Linked DNA regions of Homo sapiens: all the other regions are linked to region 4. A link is a contact called in ENCODE Hi-C or POLR2A ChIA-PET data. All regions are on one chromosome and are shown on one strand. Each heading gives the region's core, a stretch centred on a gene start or an enhancer-like site at or near the end of the contact. The rest is flanking DNA. Distances are from core to core; before and after follow the strand shown.

Region 1 (3,770 bases), core at 525-3,024, 3.8 Mb after region 4:
GTGAATCTTCCAAATTAAGTCATTTGTTATCACTCTTCTGAAAGATGGCTCTATTTAAGTAGAGAATGCAGGGTCCTATTCAGTTTACTTACAAAGCCATGCAGGGTGTTCAGTAAATAGACATACCAATAACAGCAGTGAAGAACTGACTCATAGATGCAACATAAACAATCTGTTGTATGTCTGAGAAAGGCCTTAGAATTTTTTGTTTGTTTGTTTCCATGCAACATTGATAACAGAGGAGTGGAAGCCAGGAACAAAGTTCCTTGGTTCTTCTTGTCTGCATGATCTGAATTATAATCTATAAGACTAATAAAGGTAAATTTGAGATTTAGCTGCTTCGACAACCAGAGTGGCTGGATGGTAAATGTGAGGATATTAATGCTCCTTTCTCTCCTGTCTCATGTGGAATCTTTGGGGGAGGTTCTAAGAGTAGGGAGGAAGAATGGACATTTGGTTTGTGAATATACAGTAGAGGCAGATGTTTGGTCTTGACCAAAGAATTCTGTAGCTCTAGTTTGCTCTTCAAAGCTGTTCAATGCTGCCCTACAGGTTTGCTCTATGGCCTGCCAGGGGCACATGGGGCTGCCTGGGAGCACTTCCTCTCCACTTGCTTACTTAATTCTCCCTTCTCCAGATCTCAACTCCTGTCACTTTCTCAGGGAAGCCTGCCCTCACCCACCAGTCTGGTCTGATTCCTTTGTTGTGGGTTCACTTCAGAAGCATGTTTTCCCTTGAGATCCCTTATCTCAGTTTGTAATTACATTCATTAGCAGAGACTATGCGGTTTATGTTGGCATCTTCTGAGAGCAGGTTATCTTATTTATGCTCTCCGTTTATTCCCGTGCCTAGCCAGTGCCTGACAAGGTAGGGACTCAGTACATAGCTGTTCAATGAATAAGTGTTTGCTCCAAATTCCAGAACTATCAACAGCTACTATGCTTACGAATATGCCCGTTGTATCTGTAGCCCATGGTGTTTGACAGCTGTCTTCTATTTGTTGAAGAGCTTGGTAACTTGGGATTTTGTAGAGATCAGTAAGGACTGGTGGGAACACCCAAAAGACCCATCAACTCGGTGATTTAGGACTGCTTTGCTTCTCCAGGAACTCCACTCCACCCCCACCAGCAAAAACCAAACCCAGGGTGTTTGAATTTAACAATAGTATGTGTGTGTGCATATGTGTGTGTGTGTTTAGCTGGAAAGTGGCTGGAGAACAAGGTGGAAGGGCCAGAGCTTCTGTTCCCTCCACCCATAAATGTTTGGCAAACACCCTGTAAAGAATCACAATGTGTCCGCTGCCTCCTGGCATTAAACAAAGGGAGCATCATAATTGCGGTCCCTGGGATCTTCGGGGCGCTGCCACCACCTGATTCTGGGTTAGGGGAAGGGGGCGTAACCCCATCTCCCCGGTTAAAGTGGACGGCATGTGAGTGAGAGCCTTTCCTGCCCCCTCGGGGTGTGTCCCCGCGGGCTTCCCCACCCATATGTGTGAGACCCGTCAGGGAGGCCCGCGATCCGCCCAGGGCCCGGGGCCGGCCCGGCCGGGCGCCGCGTGCAGGTGCGGAAGGCAGGCGGCGGCCCGGTGCGGGCGCGGGGGCAGCGCCGGGGGCCGGGCTGCGCGGCTCGGCTGCGGGCGGCAGGAGGCAGCGTCGGCCCAGGCGGCGGGCGGCGAGCGAGCCAGCGCGCGGTGATGTCAGTGGCGGCCCGGCTGGCAGCAGCCGGTACTTCCTGTGGAAAGGCGGGCGGGCTCGGCTGCAAACCCCACTAGCCAGTGTCAGCCTCTCGGCGGGAGGAGGCGGCGGCGGAGGAGGAGCAGGGGGAGGGCTGTCAAATTCGGGAGCCAGATTTTTTCCCTTCTCCTGGCAATCCCTTCCGCTTCCCCGGCTCCCGGCGTGACATCTGCGGGCCGGGGACCTGCATGTGTGTGCGCGCGAAGGAGCGGAAGAATGGCAGTGCTCAAACTCACCGACCAGGTAGCGGGCGGCGGCGCCGGCGGGCGGGACGCGCGGGCGCGGGGCGGCGCGGAGCCCGGCGGGGGGATGGGGGCGCGGCTGGAGCGCGCCCGCGAGCTGTTTACTCGCGGCGAAGGGGAGGACTGTGTGCGGCCGCCGGTGCCTCCGAGAGCCCGCGGCGGCAGCTCCCCTCCGCCGCGCCGTCCCCGCCCTGGGCCGTCGGAACTGCGCGCCCGAGTCTGGGGCAGGGCCCGTGGGCGCTGGGCAGCCGGCGTGCGGGAGTGCGGCGGCCGCGGGCCCGGCGGGGCTGGGGAGGGGGCCGGGGGCTCGAGGTGCTCTCGGGACTCGCACCGCGCCGCGTTGCGTGGGCGCCGCCGGCCCGGGCCCCGGGGAGGAGGACGCTGCACGAAGAGGGAGAAAGGATCGCAGACTGGGACCCCTCCCCAAACCTAGCAGGAGTCCTGCCCAGAATGCGGCTCTTGTGTGGCCGGGCTGTCTTTATTTATCCGTTGGATGTGACATCCGACTTCCTCTTTAGTTGCGCCAGGCTGTGTGCGTGGTGCGGGATGGGGACCCCTGGAGACCGCCCTTTCGGATCGGGCCGGTCCCTCTGAGGAGGAGGTGAAGTCGGCTCGGAGCCTCCACTCACAGGCGGTGGGCTACGGTCTGCCTGTGTCTACCAGCTTTGTTGGCTTTCCTTGCTGAGACACCACACAGGGCAGCTCTGGAGTCCTGGCTTGGAGAGGTGGGGTTATTTGCTGAATCGGATTGACAGTCCTCGCCGCAGGTCTGTGGAATGGTAACAGCCACCTTCGCGGACTCTGCTGCTCTTACATTGACACTAACAGGCACCAAACCAAGTTGCATGACAAAACTCTTTGCAGCTCTTTCCACGAAAAAAGGAAACGGCTTGCTACCCCCACCCCCGTTTATTCGTGGGTAGTGAAAGGAACTTTGTTTTGGGGTCCTGGTAGGCAGAGAGGCAATCTTGACTTTGACTACAGGGTCAGACTTGCCAGCCCTTGGTATTAAATACCTCAAACTTGTCCATGGGTTGCATCTGCTGCCTTGCGTTCTCCAGTTAGTATCCAGCCAGAACATCTTGCAACTGAAGTGCAGTCCGTCACCACAATGATTTGCAATGATTTGTTCTCCTGCCTTTTAGATTCAATTTTTTTAGCTTGTTTTTCCTAAATATTTACAGGTGTTTGGCGGGGTTGGTGATGGGGAAATCACTGAGTTAAAATTCATGTTATTGTTAAATTTAGTAAGAAGAGCAGCTGGTACTTGTGATGAATGTATTTGTTCTCATTGGTTCCAGAGCATTTAAAAGTGTAAGTTGATATCAGGATTTCCTTCACCTTTTGGTCACATACTTTGCCAACTGTTAGACATTTGCGTATTTTAAATCCTACAGTTTTAGCGTGTCTTGGGCCTGTCATCTTTGCTAGTACACGTTGCTGTACTTGTCTGTTAATCCCTAGATCTTCAAAGTACAAAGAATGGTTCTAATAGGTATTGTTATCACATATAAGAAAGAACATCACATAGAAGTTTAGAGTTGTAAGGACTCTAAGGATGATCTAGCCCAAACCCTTCATTTTCTAAATGACAAAACAGATCTGGAGAAGTGAAGCAAGTCTTCCTCAAAGAATGCCAGCTATAGGCCTGCAGGACTGGGACTAGCTCTTGTCTTCTGCCTTCCAGGTGCTTGTACTTTCTGCTACAGTTGGTATAGGATAGCTCCATCATCTCATTGGATGTGTTGTAAGGGTTACAAGAAAACATCTCTTCCTAGATCAAGATCAACCCTAG
Region 2 (3,626 bases), core at 353-2,852, 4.0 Mb after region 4:
ACTCGAATGTTTGGTGTTCACACTCTTCCACATGCATTAACCACAGAGTGAGTGACACGTCTTACTATGTCTACAAAAGGGACCTCCAGCTGCCACTGACCTGTTGTATGTCTTTGACGTTGTGTATTTCAGGATTCTGAGAAACGAACCCCTCTTCATGTGGCCGCATTTCTGGGAGATGCAGAGATCATTGAACTCCTGATTTTGTCAGGTAAATAACTGCTATACTCAAAAGTCAATTGCAAATAAAAATTTAAATAACCAATTTACTAGATTGACTACTACAGTGAACCCAAGCAAAATTCCTTTGTTATGTTCATGGAAGTTTATGTGATAGGCGATTTTATCATTACACAAAGAAAAATGCAAGAAGTTGTTCTTATTGAAAAATGACTTCTCCAGTAACATTTTTATCTTGCTTTGAAAGTCTGATTCCTGGCTGTCTAGTCAGGCCCAGCATTGTAGATGAATTCAGTACATTTGGATATATTTTGATTTTTTTATTATACAAAAGGAAATAAAACTAGTTTAAAGTCTACATGAACATACACCTATACACACTATGTATAGTGAGTATATATACACACTATGTATAGTGAGTATATATACACACTACATAAACATGCTACATAAACACTATGTATAGCATGTATACACTATATACTCTCTCTCTATATATACATGCTATATAAACACTATGTATAGCATGTATACACTATATATGCTATTATATATGCACACTGTATATATGCCATATATATATGCACACCCTAGATTTATATGCCAACTAAATGTGTTTGTATATTTATATATATTTAAGTTGGGCTGCAAAACAATACTGTTATACTTATGGATACATGACTGTGACTATGTGATGAAAGCATAAAAACATGGAAGGCAAGGAACCATATTGATTTCTGGTTAGTGGTTACCTCTAAGTAGGCAGGTTAAGTAAAAAATGTCTTCAGGGAAGGCTATAAAAGAACTACTACAACTCTCTGTAAAATATTTTATGTTTAAAAATTTAGAAGGGAGTATAGCAAACATTTAAATCTGATTTGTGTTTATACTGGTCTTTGTGATGCTATTGTCTTTATTTTTCAATGTATTTTAAATATTTCATCAGATTTAAAAATGCCAGTGGTTTAATTTTTGGAAACCTGTATGCTCAGTATATCTCACCAAACAGGTTTCCAAAACCATTATATGCTTTCTCCCTTGAGTGTTTACTAGACAAATCCTGGAATGAATTGAGCATGTGCAGATGTCTCACTGTAGATTATTCACAGACAAGCTGTCTTTCTTCTTCCTCTTTTATGTTTGGGAGATTAACATCTAGAGGAAGTGCCACTGCCTACAGACTAGTCAAAAGGCCTATAGTAAGTTTTCGCCTTTGTTTGCAGTAAGGAAAGGGGAACTGTAGCATCTTAAAGTAAGCTCTGCAGAGGTAGGAGCTGAGACATGCATTCAAGCAGATGTGGTGAACACTGTGGACAAGAAACAAGAATTGTGCTGTGATGCATAAGCAACACGGCCCTTATTTTGTTGTGTTCATGTTCTTGAGGTGGGTTTCCCCAGGAAACAAGTGTTCTGTGCCTCAAAACACGTGTGCCCCACGCTCCTGATGGTCACATGGAGCTTAGGTTAGATTTCACATGGCATTTCTTGTGCTTTTGAGAATAGGCCTTTCTTCCAACAAATCTAAAGATGTCCCAGGGCCATGTTCCAAACAAATGTGTATTGTTTGGTGTTGGCACAGACTAAGGGCCAATGCACACCTGGCTGGTTGCCCTGGCAATTGCAATTTGGCCCGTGGAAAATTGTAGGCAGAATCAGTGGAGGTATAAAATAAAGAACTTTGTGGTATGACATCTATTGGTCCCCATCAGCTATACCCGCCTCTTTTTTATTTTGTATTTTATTTTATTTATTTATTTATTTATTTTTGAGACGGAGTCTTGCTCTGTAGCCCAGGCTGGAGTGCAGTGGCGTGATCTCAGCTCACTGCAACCTCTGCCTCTTGGGTTCAAGCGATTCTTCTGCCTCAGCCTTCCGAGTAGCTGGGACCACAGGCGCGTGCCACCACGCCTGGCTAATTTTTTGTATTTTTAGTAGAGATGGGGTTTCACCATGTTAGCCAGGATAGTCTCGATCTCCTGACCTTGTGATCCGCCTGCCTTGGCCTCCCAAAGTGCTGGGATTACAGGTGTGAGCCACCGTGCCCAGCCCACCCACCTCTTAAATGTTGTATTAATAGACCTCTCAGAGTCTCAGAGGAATGTTTCATGAATGTACAAATTCAGAACTTTGTCTTATATGCCAACTTTGTGTTGTTGTTGTTGTTTCTACATCTGAAAGGGGAGATTTTAATTCTGCAGCATGAAGTCAACCAGTCTCTTTTTTTTCTTGTATCTGGGGCCAGTGATTGTTTGACAAACATGGTTTCACATCACCTTCACAAGGGCATAGAATCCACCAGCCTCTCTTCAACTCTGGCTGATTTAGTAGAGCTGGGAGAAGCTGTTGCATATATTTTAATCTATTCACTTGTTTGGTCTTGGAATTTCTGAGCTCTTAATCTCTTTAGCATAATTTTGGTTCAATGTGCTATGGAAAATTTCCTCCTCCCTCTCATCAAATTAAGAAGACTTAGGGCATGGGGAGCATTGGGAAAGTTTTCTTTTTTAGCAATTTTATTTACCTGTGGAAGCTGAGGCAAACTCTTGGAATTCACTTGACTTTTATTTTCCCAAAAAGTCCTTTACTCAATTTATATATTAAGTTCATAATATTGCAAGAGCATGATGATTTTATCTCTGAGCTTGTGTCTGGCAGCTGAGCCTTTAGGGAATCCAACCAAACTGTTTCCTAATTTAATAATGAATGAGGTGCTAATGATTACCATGTTGGACAAATAATTCGGCCTTGCCAGAACAGCCCATTATAGCTGTGTTCTCCATTGTTGTATTAACCTACAGAGCATGGTGTAACCCAAGCTTGCTAAATTCCTGCTGGCATTATCTCCTGTTAGCCAGGTGGATAGAACCCTGAATGCCTCTGAGCAGACAGGGAAGACAAGGTCTTGGCGAAGAATTCAGCCCTTGGAAATTTCACTTTCTTACAACTGCCAGTCCAGGGTCTGGCTTTATTTCCCTCCTGACTCTAGCTTCTGTTTGGGAACTGGTCGAATCTGGATTAAGTCAGAGAGATCAGTGAGAACCAATCAGTGGCTAAGAGTTAAGATACTGGGGTTGAGATATAGAAAGCAGAGTGCACAGAAAAAGGACCACAGTAGAAATATCTTACAAAGGCTAGGTGTGGTGGCTTAAGCCTATAATCCCAACACTTTGGGAGGCTGAGGTGGGAGGATCACTTGAGGTCAGGAGTTCAAGACCAGCCTGGCCAACATGATGAAACCCATCTCTACTAAAATTACAAAAATTAGCTGAATGTGGTGGTGGGTGCCTGTAATCCCAGCTACTCAGGAGGCTGAGGCAGGAGAATCACTTGAGCCTGGGAGGCAGAGGTTGCAGTGAGCTGAGATCGCACCACTGTACTCCAGCCTGGGTGACAGAGTAAGACTCCATCTCCACTATTCACAATAGCAAAGACTTGGAACCAACCCA
Region 3 (3,545 bases), core at 45-2,544, 4.9 Mb after region 4:
CGGATTCTTATACCCCAGAAAAGTTAATTCCAGTGTGTGGCATTTTATTTTCATCCTAACTTTAGGCTTCTCTAGTCAGCCCAATTGTTAGCAACAAGAAATTAGATAGATGGAAGCAATATTCTCCATTTGACAAGGTTTAGGGGCAAGACATTATTAACCTGGGAGGAGGAGTTAACCTAAGTAACAACAAACAGACTTCATAAAAGGGCTGTGATGCATTCTATACCTTTATCTTGGGGAAAATGCAGTAGGAAAGGGAAACAGCTAGCTTCACAGGAATTTGCTTGGCTTACTGGGATAGAACAAGAAAACCTGTCCTTTATATGCTAACTGAACATTAAGTCTTTTGAAAGCAAGAGGACGACTCCACTCCCAGTATCCTTTCCCACGGAAGGGTTTTCTGCAATTATCGTAAATGTCCTCTGAAAGCAATCCTAGATTACATAACTAATCCCATATATGTATGAGTATGTGTGTATCCTATACATATAAACTAGGATTATATATCTATGTAAAACATTTGTGTCTTGCACAGAACTTTGAAAATTTCCACTGTCTTCAAAGGATAACAGATCTTGAGTAGGTTGCTGAGGGCTTTCATCTTTTTCCTTAGCACTATAAATGCAAAATCGGCTATTCAGCCTATTGGGACCCTCCCTACACTGCCTTCAGTCAGTGCCTCAGAAGGGACACCATTCGCGACAGCGGACGTTAGCAGTGGGGTCTAGGTTCCATAAATCCCCAACTGATGTTGACACTCCGAGGAACCTCTGCCAAGTTGTAGCAAACTGGGTTCTCCACTTACAGGGTACGTTCCGGTCCTAAGGAAGACTCTCAAGAAGAGTCAGAAAATAGGTCTTTGGTAGGCACTGAAGTTTGGTAACTAGTCGCAGGCAGCTGGGACGAATTTTGCGGCTTCCTTCTCCCCGGTCTCCGGATATTCACACCTCTCGAACTGACCTCTCTGAAGGTGGGAAGGAGTACACAGAGCAGTAGTTCCAGCCCCGCGCGCCCCCTCTGCAGCGCCGCCCCCTCCGCCCCTCCCTCGCGGCAGCCCGAGTGCGCCCCACCTGCGCCGCCACGCCGCCGCGCCTCCCCGCCCCGCCTCGGGCCAGCCAGGCGCCGCACCCTCTCACCGCCGGGCCCCGCCCCGCACACGCGCCCCCGGCCGGTGCCCCGCCCCTCCCGTCACGTGACAGACCCACCCTCCGCACCCGTTCCGATTGGCTCTCCCGACCTAGGGGGAGGGATCTGGCGAACGGCGATGCCCCAGACGCGGCTGCAGTTTTCAAACCGCGACTGCAAGCTTCGGTAGTCCTCTCCGCTGCTGTCGCCAGGAGTCACTTCACGAGAAGCCAGGTCACAACCGTCGGCCCTTGTCTGGAAAAGTAAAAGTGGATCCTGCCACGTTCGGAGCTCCCTGGCGCCTCGCCCGGCTGGAGCTAGAGAACTCGTCCTGTGGCGGCCCCCGGCGTGGGGCGGGACAGCGGCCCCCTGGAGGGGGCAGTCCCGGGAGAACCTGCGGCGGCCGGAGCGGTTAGTGTCCTGCGGGATTGGCGGGTTGGCTCGGGGCTGCGATGGAACCAGCCGCCTCGGTACAGAGACCTCATACGTGAGGAAGGAGGACCCGAGGAGGGTTTAGGCGGTACGGTCCGGCTGAGAGGGGCTTGGACTCCGCCGCCCCTGAGGTGGCTGATTGCTGCTGGCGCCTCTCCGCTTTGCGGCTGGAGTCCGGGTTCCCTGGGGCTCCGCGCGGGGGGCGGCCGGCGGTCCTCCCACCACCCTCCTCAGCCCGGGGCGCGTGTCTGTGTCTGTGCGTGTCCGTGTGTCCCCGTGCGCCCTCCACCCGGCCGGCCCCGGCTCTCCCCAGGTCGCGCCAGGCAGGGCCCCCTTCGCGGCGGGCCCGCGCGGGTCCCTTCCACAGCAAGGCCACGCGGTCCCCCTAGCCTCTCCCGAGTCCCAGCTGCGGCGTGGGCGCGTTCCCATCGGGACTCGTGGACGCGTCCTGCTCCCAGCTGCCTTTCGTCTAGAGAAAGTTCGTGTTCATCTTGTGGGACGTTTTCAGTTACTGCTTGGGAACAGTGTTTTAAAACCAGCGAGAGATCAAGACGGGCTACAGCTGTTTCCGTGATTTTCAGCGATCTGATTTTTGCTTTGATGCCTTGTGACCCACTTAGTGTGCACGACTCATCCTCAAACTATACCACTACTGGATGCCAACGATTTTTGACATTTACCCAGGCTCTTTGTTTTATTGTAGGGAAAAGCGTTTCATTTGAATTTCCTCCGAGGGAGAAGTAGAGACAAAGTTGAAAGAGGCTTTATAGCAGCTGGTAGCTGGCATTAGTTTCTGTCTGGACTAGAGGCACTCTGACATCAATTTGGAAATTGGAATTAAGAAAATACGTTTTTAAAATCGTAATACTTATCAGATTTCACTAATATTTAAACACATGAGGACTGTGTATCACATTCACCGATTGTTTTGTCGACGTAATGTTTACATCTGTGGTGCTAATGATAAGCAGAACCTTGCCAGGGACGTTTGACGTGGTGTGGCCACTTTACGTTTTCAAGTCTATGAGAATGTCTGCGCGGAGACAGCATAGCTCTGTAGAAATGAGTGGCAGCGTATGTAACCTGGCATTTTGAACCCAGGAGCACAATTTTATTAAAGGAAAATAAACCTACTTTCTCATTGATAACACTGTTTTTTAGTTTTATGGTGAACTGTTCGGAAGTAATTTTCAACAAGTGCTTATTTTATAAATATTAGACCGTGTACCCCTAGGATTGTGTATTTTTTAAGAAAACTGGTCCATAGAAGCGGTGCAAAAGTTTTAAACTCATCTGCCTCGGATCCTCCTCCTCTGAGCAGATGCTCAATTAAACTTTTTCTAGTATCTTAATAATTGGAGGTATTAATAGATGTTTTATTTTTGAGATACATATTGTACATTTTAGATCTTTTTTTTTTTCTAAAGTAGGGATCCAAAATTGAGGTGAAATATATTTGCTTACATGGCAAGACTTTTTAAAAGTAGAATTTCTGTAATTGAAGACCATCCTTTTTTGTGTGTGAATAGAATGGTTGCGGTTTCTCTTGGGATCATTGATTAGTGAATTACGATTTGGTTAAGATAGAATGCGTTTTTAGGAAGTTGGAGGTTTGACTAATCGCTGTGTTAGCATATGAGTAACAAATTTGAAGAAGATACAAGCATTTTTATGGCTGACGTTTCTAATCAGATAATTTTATTTTTAAGCTTGCTCTGTTTTACTTTTGTTAAGTGAACATTTTAACATGTTTTAAAGCTCTTTGATAATTATAAGGGAGAATTTCCTTATGAAAATATTTTTGCTTTAATTTTAGAGACACAAGAAGTCAAGGAATTCAGTTAATAACACTTTCACTTAATCGTTAAATTGCCTTAAAATTGCATGCATAGTATATTGTAATTCACATTTTCTGTATGTAAGATTGGCAGTTAAGAATAGTATTCTGGCCGGGCGCAGTGGCTCAAGCCTGTAATCCCAGCACT
Region 4 (3,743 bases), core at 299-2,798:
TTTTGTAAGGTTATTTAGGGGAATCACCAAACCGAAAAGTGCCAAAAACTCCGTTCCTCTTATCGGAAATCTCTCTCTAAAGCAGGTCAAACCTTCCAGAGCCCGCTGTCTGTTGTAGATTATCGCAGTTTGTTGATGTCCAAAAAGCTTTACTTATGCTATACGCTATCCCCCTACTGGTTTCACCCCTCATTGCTTAAGAACAAATTTCAAATGTCAACCAATTAAAATATTCGCAAGACCTCTGGCGTCCTTGAATTTACTTCCTGCCCGTGGAGCCAAAAACTGATTCTGAATTTCAGTGGCCTTTGTTCTACTGCGTGCCACTGTTAATATTAAAAGAACATGGCCTTCTGTCCAAATCCAGACACCCTCAAGCAAGAACATCTTGAAGCCAGTTTACATTTCCCAGTCGTTTTGAGGCGGTGGAAAAGTGGCAGAAACAGGTTCATTTTAAAAGGCTCTAAAAACTTTTCATTAGCCAAGCATTCCCAGCTTTCCCAAGGCAAGCTTTCCTTGCACTTGGGCAAAATAGACATTAAACTGCTCTGGAAAATAACCGCCCTGACCAGGCTATTGTGAAATTCCCTCCAGGGCGGCGGCTCCCACTGAGTGAGATCGAGCGCATACACAATTGTTGGGAAAGTCCACGTTCCCAACAACTTTCGAAAGGAAAAATGCCAGATCTTCTCAACAGTTCACCCCAAGAATTGAACTCTCAAGATCATTTTAAGCAAAGTTTACACGACGCTGAGGGCCCGCCACTGAAGCTCGCGGGTGGGCCTCTGGGGCTGCGGCTGCAGGGGGCGGCCAGAGTTGGCCAAGGGTTACTTCCGGTCTCTCAGGTCCATCGGGGTGCAGCTTGTACCGCTGTGGCCCAGGTCGCCCCTTTCTGGGAATCCGGGGCGGAGTTGCGGGTAGAAGGGGTTCGGGGGTTCGGAGCCGGGCGGAAACGGAAGCGGGGGCATTCCGCAAAGCCCGCGGTAAACAACCGAGATAAGGAACCTACAAAACTGAGTCAGGTTCCAGAAGCGCCCCCGCCATCCCCTGGCCACTGCCGGCCACCTGCAGTTTCCCGGAGCGCAGGGCTGTGAGGAGCGGCGCGGGGTGGGACGCGGGGCGCGGCGGCGCAGGGCCTGCTGCAATGCTGACTCAGGGCCGGGCGTCGGGGCTTGGGGTCTGGGACAGCTCCGGCGCCGCCAGCGCGGGGGTCGAGCGCGGGGCACGTACCGTCCTGTCGCGGCCGGACTCTCCTGCCGCTGCCACCTCAGCCTTCGCTCCCCTAGACGCCGGGAAGGCGCACCCAAGATGGAGGCAAAGAAACCGAAAGCCTGGAAGCGGACTTGGTGCTGGGCGATCGCTGTTCGCGGCGCTTCTCTCCTACACCTCCTCCCGTGGTCCTTGTTGTCTCAGCTGTCACTGGACAAAAGTCCAATAGCCGGCACTCACTGTGTGAGGCCGAGTCCCCACCCCTAGCTCCGGGAGTCCCTTTTAGTTGAGACTCGTCGGTGAGGCTGCAAGCTCGCTGTTTCCTGCTATGGCTTGTGTGACTGAGTATGCAGTAACCGGGGGTGGATGTCGACACAAGTTCCACGCGTTAGGAGTAAACACTGCGAGTGTTTTTTTTTTTCTTTCTTTCTTTCCTTCTTTTTTGAGACAGAGTCTCGCTCTGTGGCCCAGGCTGGAGTGCAGTGGCGCAATTTCAGCTCACTGCAACCTCCGCCTTCCTAGTTCAAGCGATTCTCTTGCCTCAGCCTCCCGAGTAGCTGGGACTACAGGCACGCGCCAGCACGCCCGCCTAATTTTTGTGTTTAGTAGAGACGGGGTTTCACTGTTGGCCAGAATGGTCTCGAACTCTTGACCTCGTGATCCGCCCGCCTCGGCCTCCCAAAGTGCTGGGATTACAGGCGTGAGCCACCACGCCCGGCGCGAGTGTTTACAATTGTTGTCTGGGAGTCATAGCAAACGTGAACACACTTTGTGGTTTTTTGTGTGTATGTTTTTGTTTGTTTTTTTTTGTTTTCCTTCTTGAGACAGGGTCTCGCGCTGTCGCCCAGGCTAGAAGGCAGTGGCGCCATCACAGCTCACTGCAGCCTGGATTTCCCGCTCTCAAACCATCCAGCCCTCAGCCTCCCAAGTAGCGGGGACCACAGGTGCAAGCCACCATGCCCGACTAATTTTTTTTTTTTTTTGTATTTTTAGTAGAGATGGGGTTTCACCATGTTGGCAAGGCTGGTCTCCAACTGCTGGCCTCAAGTGATCCTTGCCCGCCTCGGCCTCCCAAAGTGCTGGGATCACAGGCGTGAGCCACCGCGCCCCTCTACGTTTTTATTTATTCCTAATAACTACTTTATTGTGATTCTTAAAGAGCTTTAACTTTTCTTGAGATAATTTTAAACTCACAGGAAAGGTGAAGAATAATACCAAGAGAGACTAACAGCAGGACGGCATGAAGAGCTCGGGATTCACCCCTAGTGAAACTGAAAATTATTTAAAACAACAAACAACCATTAACCATTTAAAGCCTTTGAAATGGTCCTAAGGGCAAACAGCAAATGAAGAAACATCTGTTCCAAAAAATCTATGAAAACTCTTGGATCAGAATGTGAGAGTCAGTCTGTGGTATTTAAACCAAACCTCTCCCTTTGTTCAGCAAGAGACTCCACTCCAGACTGCTGCAACTCAGAACCTCTCTCTTCCCACAGCTCCCAGTCAGAGACCAGCATATCAGCATTTCTCATCTTGCCCCTAGCTACCTGATGCTGAAGGTAAATCCTGGGGGAGTGTGGTGGAGAGGTGGGAGATTCCTTCTTCCATCCAGAGGCTCTACCTTGGGTGGAGTGCTGAGACACCAGAGGAGACTTCAGCTCTTTTTCTCCATCACTTTCACCCCATATTCACCCCCAACCTTTTTTTTTAATCTCTCCATCTTCCCAAGATAGTTATATTCTGTTTGATTAATCTTCAGTATATATGCTATTATAATCATGTAAACGGTAGTCACAGCCAAGTTATGTACCAAACTATGATTACTTTTCCTTTCCCACACAACTTTTAGTTTTTTCTGGAGTTAATAATTGTCTTGTTTTGTTGGTTTTTCCATGTAATTCTATCCTAAACTCTGTCAGTTATCCAAGTTTGGTTTTTTGTTTGTTTTTGAGACAGGGTCTCACTCCAGGCTGGAGTGCAGTGACCCGATCACAGCTCACTGCAGCCTTAACCTCCCAGGTTCAAGTGATCCTTCTGCCTCAGCCTCCTGAGTAGCTAGGACTACAGGTCCTAGCATGCCACCATGCTAGGTGTGCCACTACAGGTGCCACCATGCCCAGCTAATTCTTTAAAAAAAAATTTGTGGCCCGGCGCAATGGCTTATGCCTGTAATCCCAGCACTTTGGGAGGCTGAGGCGGGTGGATCACGAGGTCAGGAGTTCAAGACCAGCCTGGCCCAGATAGTGAAACCCCATCTCTACTAAAAATACAAAAAATTAACTGGGTGTGATGGCGGGCGCCTGTAATCCCAGCTACTCAGGAGGCTAAGGCAGAGAATTGCTTGAACCCGGGAGGCGGAGGTTGCAGTGAGCCTAGATTATGCCAGTGCACTCTAGCCTGGGAGACAGAGTAAGACTCCATCTCAAAAAAAAAAAAAAAAAAAAAAAAAAAAAAAATATATATATATATATATATATATATATATATATCTAGTAGAAGCGGGGGTCGTGGGTGGCAGGGAGTCTTGCTATGTT
Region 5 (3,725 bases), core at 961-3,460, 3.6 Mb after region 4:
ACAAAAAAAAGAAAGAAAGAAAGAAAAAGAAAAAAGAAAACCAACTATGTGCCTATATTCCAGTCTAACCAACTTTTTTTTTAATGTAGGAAGATACTCCACCTACTCTCCTATAGTTTTTTGTTTGTTTGTTTGAGACCGAGTTTTGCTCTTGTTACCCAGGCTGGAGTGCAATGGCGCGATTCCGGCTCACTGCAACCTCCGCCTCCCGGGTTCAAGCGATTCTCCTGCCTCAGCCTACCGAGTGGCTGGGATTACAGGCGCCCGCCACCACGCCCAGCTAATTTTTTGTATTTTTAGTAGAGACGGGGTTTCACCGTGTTGGCCAGGCTGGTCTTGAACTCCTGAACTCAGATGATCCGCCTGCCTCCACCTCCCAAAGTGCTGGGATTACAGGCGTGAGCCACCGCACCCAGCCCTCTATTATAGTTTTTAATTTTTTTTCTTTTGACCCAATAGGGAAGGAGATACGGTTCTAAATATATCATTTTAGAACAGATCCATTTCACTAAACGAAATTCATGTGATAAACAAGATAGGACAAACTACGGCGTAAGCAGTCTTTTTCATTTTTTATCCTTTTTCTGTTATATTTTATCTAACAACCTTGATCCATGACAATGTGAAAAAAAAAGACAATAAGTTTTCTTCTATGTGACTTACAGCAACATAGCAAGTATGTTACGATATTAAATATTTTATTTTCTAACCTTTCAAAATTAAGAACTTATGAATAAATGAGATGACTCTCAGAATATGAACAGAAAAGTCTACTTCTGAACATAAAAATGTAATCAGAAACAATGTTTCCACAGAATAAGATGTAAAGGTATCTGAGAAAAGAGCATGAGGAAGAAAAGTGTGGAAACGGTAAAAAGCAAGCATATGTAACGGATAAATTTCCAGTAGTATGAAAACAAAACTGTCAGTAGGAATAACTGACAGCTTAATGTGACTCCAAAATAAGACTTTAAAATTTTCTCTGAAATTCAGCACTAGAAGCAGCTTGTTAAAGAGAACAGGTCACCAGTGAATTAAGAATCAGGAGACTATGTATCCTTGGGCAAATCCACTTAATTCTCTTGGGCTTCAGTTTCCTTATCTGTAACATGAATCTGGGGAGGTAATCAATACCTGTATGCCCCCTTCGAAAGGTGTTCTTTCCATAATTCTGTATAAGAAATTAAAATCTATTCTCAGACATACAATCATAGCTCCACGATTGTTTTGTTTCAATTTTCATTTGCATCACTTTTTAACATTTTATAAACACATCTCTTCCGATTTCAGAGCATCTAGTCTATAGCAAGCCATTTCGGCTAGCAATTAATCAGTTCAAGTCTGGATGCCAATTTTATTTATTTATTTTTAATGTGAGGCATCCCATCTTTTCCAAACCCTAAGAAACAATGCCTAATCAAGCACCAATTTACCACACATAATGCCCTACAAAAAAGCTGACAAAATTATAATCAGTTCATTCTCTGACTATGCTTCACGCATATTAGCAAGGAATGACATCTAACAAGTCACAACTTAGTGATGAAAACTTGCTGGACCAGAGAACAGCTCCAGGGAAAGCGGCAGGGAGAGGTGGTCAAAGGGAAACAAGGAGGAGAATATCGGCACCCGGATCCGGCTAGACAAGCTGGATGGCAGGAAACGGGTAGGTACTTCCCAGGCCAGGTAGGAACTGGACGCCGGGTCGAGGTAGGCTGTGTTTACACCCCCTCCCACCTCAGCGGCCCCGACCTTCAGGAAACCCCGGGGGTCTCCACCAGGCTGGTCGCGCCCCTCCAATGCTAGTCAGCTGGGGCTCAGGGGCAAGGCGAGAAGAAGCCGTTGCTGCTGACAGGCTCGCAGCCCAGGGCTTCGGCAGGCAGGTACCACCAGCAGACCCCACCCGCCCCTCACGCCTACCCCTGGGTCGGAGCTCCGCAGGCCTCACGGCGGCCGCCACCGCCTCAGCCAAATTGAGGGGCTGCAGCTCCGGAAGAGCAGGCCGGGCACCAGTGCCCCAGCCCGCCCGCCTGCCGCCTCGGCCCAACCTCCCCGCAGTGGCGGCCAGCTTCCGGGCGCAGCACTGCTCGGCACCTAGTTGCCCGACAAGAAAAGTGCAGACATGGTACCTGCGCCTTGGTGCCCGGCCTGTTCCGCCTCAGCACTGCCGTCCCCTCCGCCATGACCATAGTGCCAGCGTCTAGGCGGCTGGAGTCGGTACCCGGATGTAGGGACGGCAGCCTGCGCGGGGGGCGGGGCAGAGCGGCGCTCTGCGTCTGGGAGGAGGAGCGGCAGCTGACGGAACAGCTGCAGCCTGCGCCGGGAGCCGTCCGGGTAGAAGCGGGCTAGGCGGAGGGAGAGGGCGAACGAGGAACAGCCGGACGGCGTCGGGTGGCTACTGGCAGGGACTGAGGCACCGGAAGGCGGGCGCCACGAGCCTCTTTGCGAGGGCTGCGGGGCGGTTTGAAAGGTCGTGATCGCAGCGACCGCTGCGGCAGTGTGCACGGCTGCGTTGCACGTTGGTATGGGCTCTCGTTAGTTACACGGGAAGAACGAACTTCGTATAGTGGCGACCGTTTCAGTAAACCCACCTGCAAGCAAATACTTAGAGAACCGTAATTCTGTCCCAGAAGCCACCTAAGGAATCAGGGTAGAAAACAGGCCAGCAGTCTTGGCAAATTCTATAGAACCTGCGTGAAATCGACCCAATCTGAAATCAGACGGGGGATTTGAGTGTCAGTGTTATTTACGCCATCCGGCGACTTCAAAGCCAAGGACTTTTTCAATGACAAGTTTGTTTACGTAGATAAAAGACGCAGATGTCAATTATGTGAGATGAAGAGTGGACATCTGGTTTTGTGCGTTAGGCAGACAGATTTAGCTCGTGTTTTTCAAGTCAGAAGCAGGAGGAGGAAATTAGTAGTCCTTGACAGGTGGTGAGGGTTTTACATCTTACAGGATTCCACATTTCCTTTGTTGCAAATTTTAAGTGTTCTCTCTTAAGAAACCACAGCATTTTCGCAAACTTTTTTTCCTGCTTAGAAACCTTGAATCTTTTATCTGGGGTGAGGGAGGCCTTGGGATAGCAGATGGGAAGACAGTTCAAAAAGTAAAAAACGCATACAGTAGCATGATTTCCAAAAGAAGAAAACATCAAGTGTCCCTAGATAGAAGGTGTATTGAGAATGCTGAGGGAAGGGCCATGTAACAGCTTCCAGAAATGGAATTTGAGAGGAGAGGAGAGGTTGAGTGGGTCTCTAGCTGAGTAATTGTCAGTGACTTAGAACTAGGCATTGAAGGGTTTAACAACAGGAAGTTGGTTCTCTCTGGAAGATGTATTGACTGGTAACTCTTCAAGAATAGGGACTTAATTTTGCCCTCCCAGAACCAGCGTCTACATATGAAAAGATTATTCGTTCAACAGATACTCATTAAGCCCCACTATATGGTAGGCACTAATGTACAAGTATGATAAGGCTCAGTCCTTCACTACAAATTGCCTTGACTCCAGCAACAGAGACGTGCAAATCACAAATTCTTATACAGGTTAAGTACCCCTCATCTTAAAGTTTGGGACCAAAACACTTTCAGATTTCTGATTATTTTGGATTTTAGAATATTTGCATATACATAATGAGATTTCTTGGGGATGGAACCTAAGTTTAAATGTGAAATGCATTTGTTTCCTATACACCTTACACACATAGCCTGAAGTTACTTTTATA

Evidence for each region. A loop is a pair of places that touch in the nucleus more often than their neighbours do. ChIA-PET counts read pairs that join two places held with the same protein, here RNA polymerase II (POLR2A). Pooled maps may share reads with other maps.
Region 1: a loop to region 4 is called in a pooled map, with 5 times the contacts of the local background. The contact joins the promoter of ANKRD44 here to the promoter of CFLAR in region 4. A Hi-C loop is called at or near these places in 1 of 168 maps with a recorded cell type or tissue (OCI-LY7), 1 of 37 single-sample maps with no recorded cell type and 9 of 50 pooled maps.
Region 2: a loop to region 4 is called in a map with no recorded cell type, with 8 times the contacts of the local background. The contact joins the enhancer-like site here to the promoter of CFLAR in region 4. A Hi-C loop is called at or near these places in 1 of 168 maps with a recorded cell type or tissue (OCI-LY7), 2 of 37 single-sample maps with no recorded cell type and 2 of 50 pooled maps.
Region 3: a loop to region 4 is called in a pooled map, with 3 times the contacts of the local background. The contact joins the promoter of STK17B here to the promoter of CFLAR in region 4. A Hi-C loop is called at or near these places in 1 of 168 maps with a recorded cell type or tissue (OCI-LY7), 2 of 37 single-sample maps with no recorded cell type and 14 of 50 pooled maps. POLR2A ChIA-PET finds 5 or more read pairs at or near these places in 1 of 52 experiments (activated naive CD4-positive, alpha-beta T cell).
Region 5: a loop to region 4 is called in a map with no recorded cell type, with 9 times the contacts of the local background. The contact joins the promoter of MOB4 here to the promoter of CFLAR in region 4. A Hi-C loop is called at or near these places in 2 of 37 single-sample maps with no recorded cell type and 9 of 50 pooled maps. POLR2A ChIA-PET finds 5 or more read pairs at or near these places in 1 of 52 experiments (GM12878).

Annotation. Positions count from the first base shown.
Region 1 is chr2:197,308,784-197,312,553 of GRCh38, reverse strand. It overlaps ANKRD44 (ankyrin repeat domain 44), which reads left to right and starts at 1,774. Exons shown (of 28, transcript NM_001195144.2): 1 at 1,774-1,976. The coding sequence starts at 1,950. ANKRD44-DT (ANKRD44 divergent transcript) reads right to left here and starts at 1,488. Exons shown (of 4, transcript XR_923750.3): 1 at 1-1,488. RefSeq lists silencers at 1,459-1,538, 1,549-1,868, 1,919-2,298 and enhancers at 2,422-2,923, 3,375-3,434.
Region 2 is chr2:197,143,612-197,147,237 of GRCh38, reverse strand. ANKRD44 (ankyrin repeat domain 44) reads left to right here. Exons shown (of 28, transcript NM_001195144.2): 3 at 133-211. Among named protein-coding and RNA genes, the nearest start is that of ANKRD44-AS1, 53 kb to the left of the region's middle. RefSeq lists an enhancer at 1,471-1,630. Within about 2 kb of position 1,602, at least 8 of the 41 ENCODE cell types and tissues checked have a DNase peak (open chromatin) inside an H3K27ac peak, as active enhancers do; they include OCI-LY7, where a contact is called at or near this core.
Region 3 is chr2:196,169,327-196,172,871 of GRCh38, reverse strand. STK17B (serine/threonine kinase 17b) reads left to right here and starts at 1,294. Exons shown (of 8, transcript NM_004226.4): 1 at 1,294-1,539. LOC101927454 (a long non-coding RNA gene) reads right to left here and starts at 1,333. Exons shown (of 2, transcript XR_923737.2): 1 at 1,241-1,333; 2 at 24-967. RefSeq lists silencers at 999-1,228, 1,749-1,968.
Region 4 is chr2:201,113,969-201,117,711 of GRCh38, reverse strand. It overlaps CFLAR (CASP8 and FADD like apoptosis regulator), which reads right to left and starts at 1,548. Exons shown (of 10, transcript NM_003879.7): 1 at 1,231-1,548. LOC105373836 (a long non-coding RNA gene) reads left to right here and starts at 1,028. Exons shown (of 3, transcript XR_923785.3): 1 at 1,028-2,768. RefSeq lists a silencer at 1,063-1,272 and an enhancer at 1,303-1,562.
Region 5 is chr2:197,514,551-197,518,275 of GRCh38, reverse strand. MOB4 (MOB family member 4, phocein) reads right to left here and starts at 2,210. Exons shown (of 8, transcript NM_015387.5): 1 at 2,130-2,210. The coding sequence starts at 2,189. The region is part of intron 2 of HSPE1-MOB4 (HSPE1-MOB4 readthrough); the gene reads right to left. RefSeq lists a silencer at 2,152-2,371.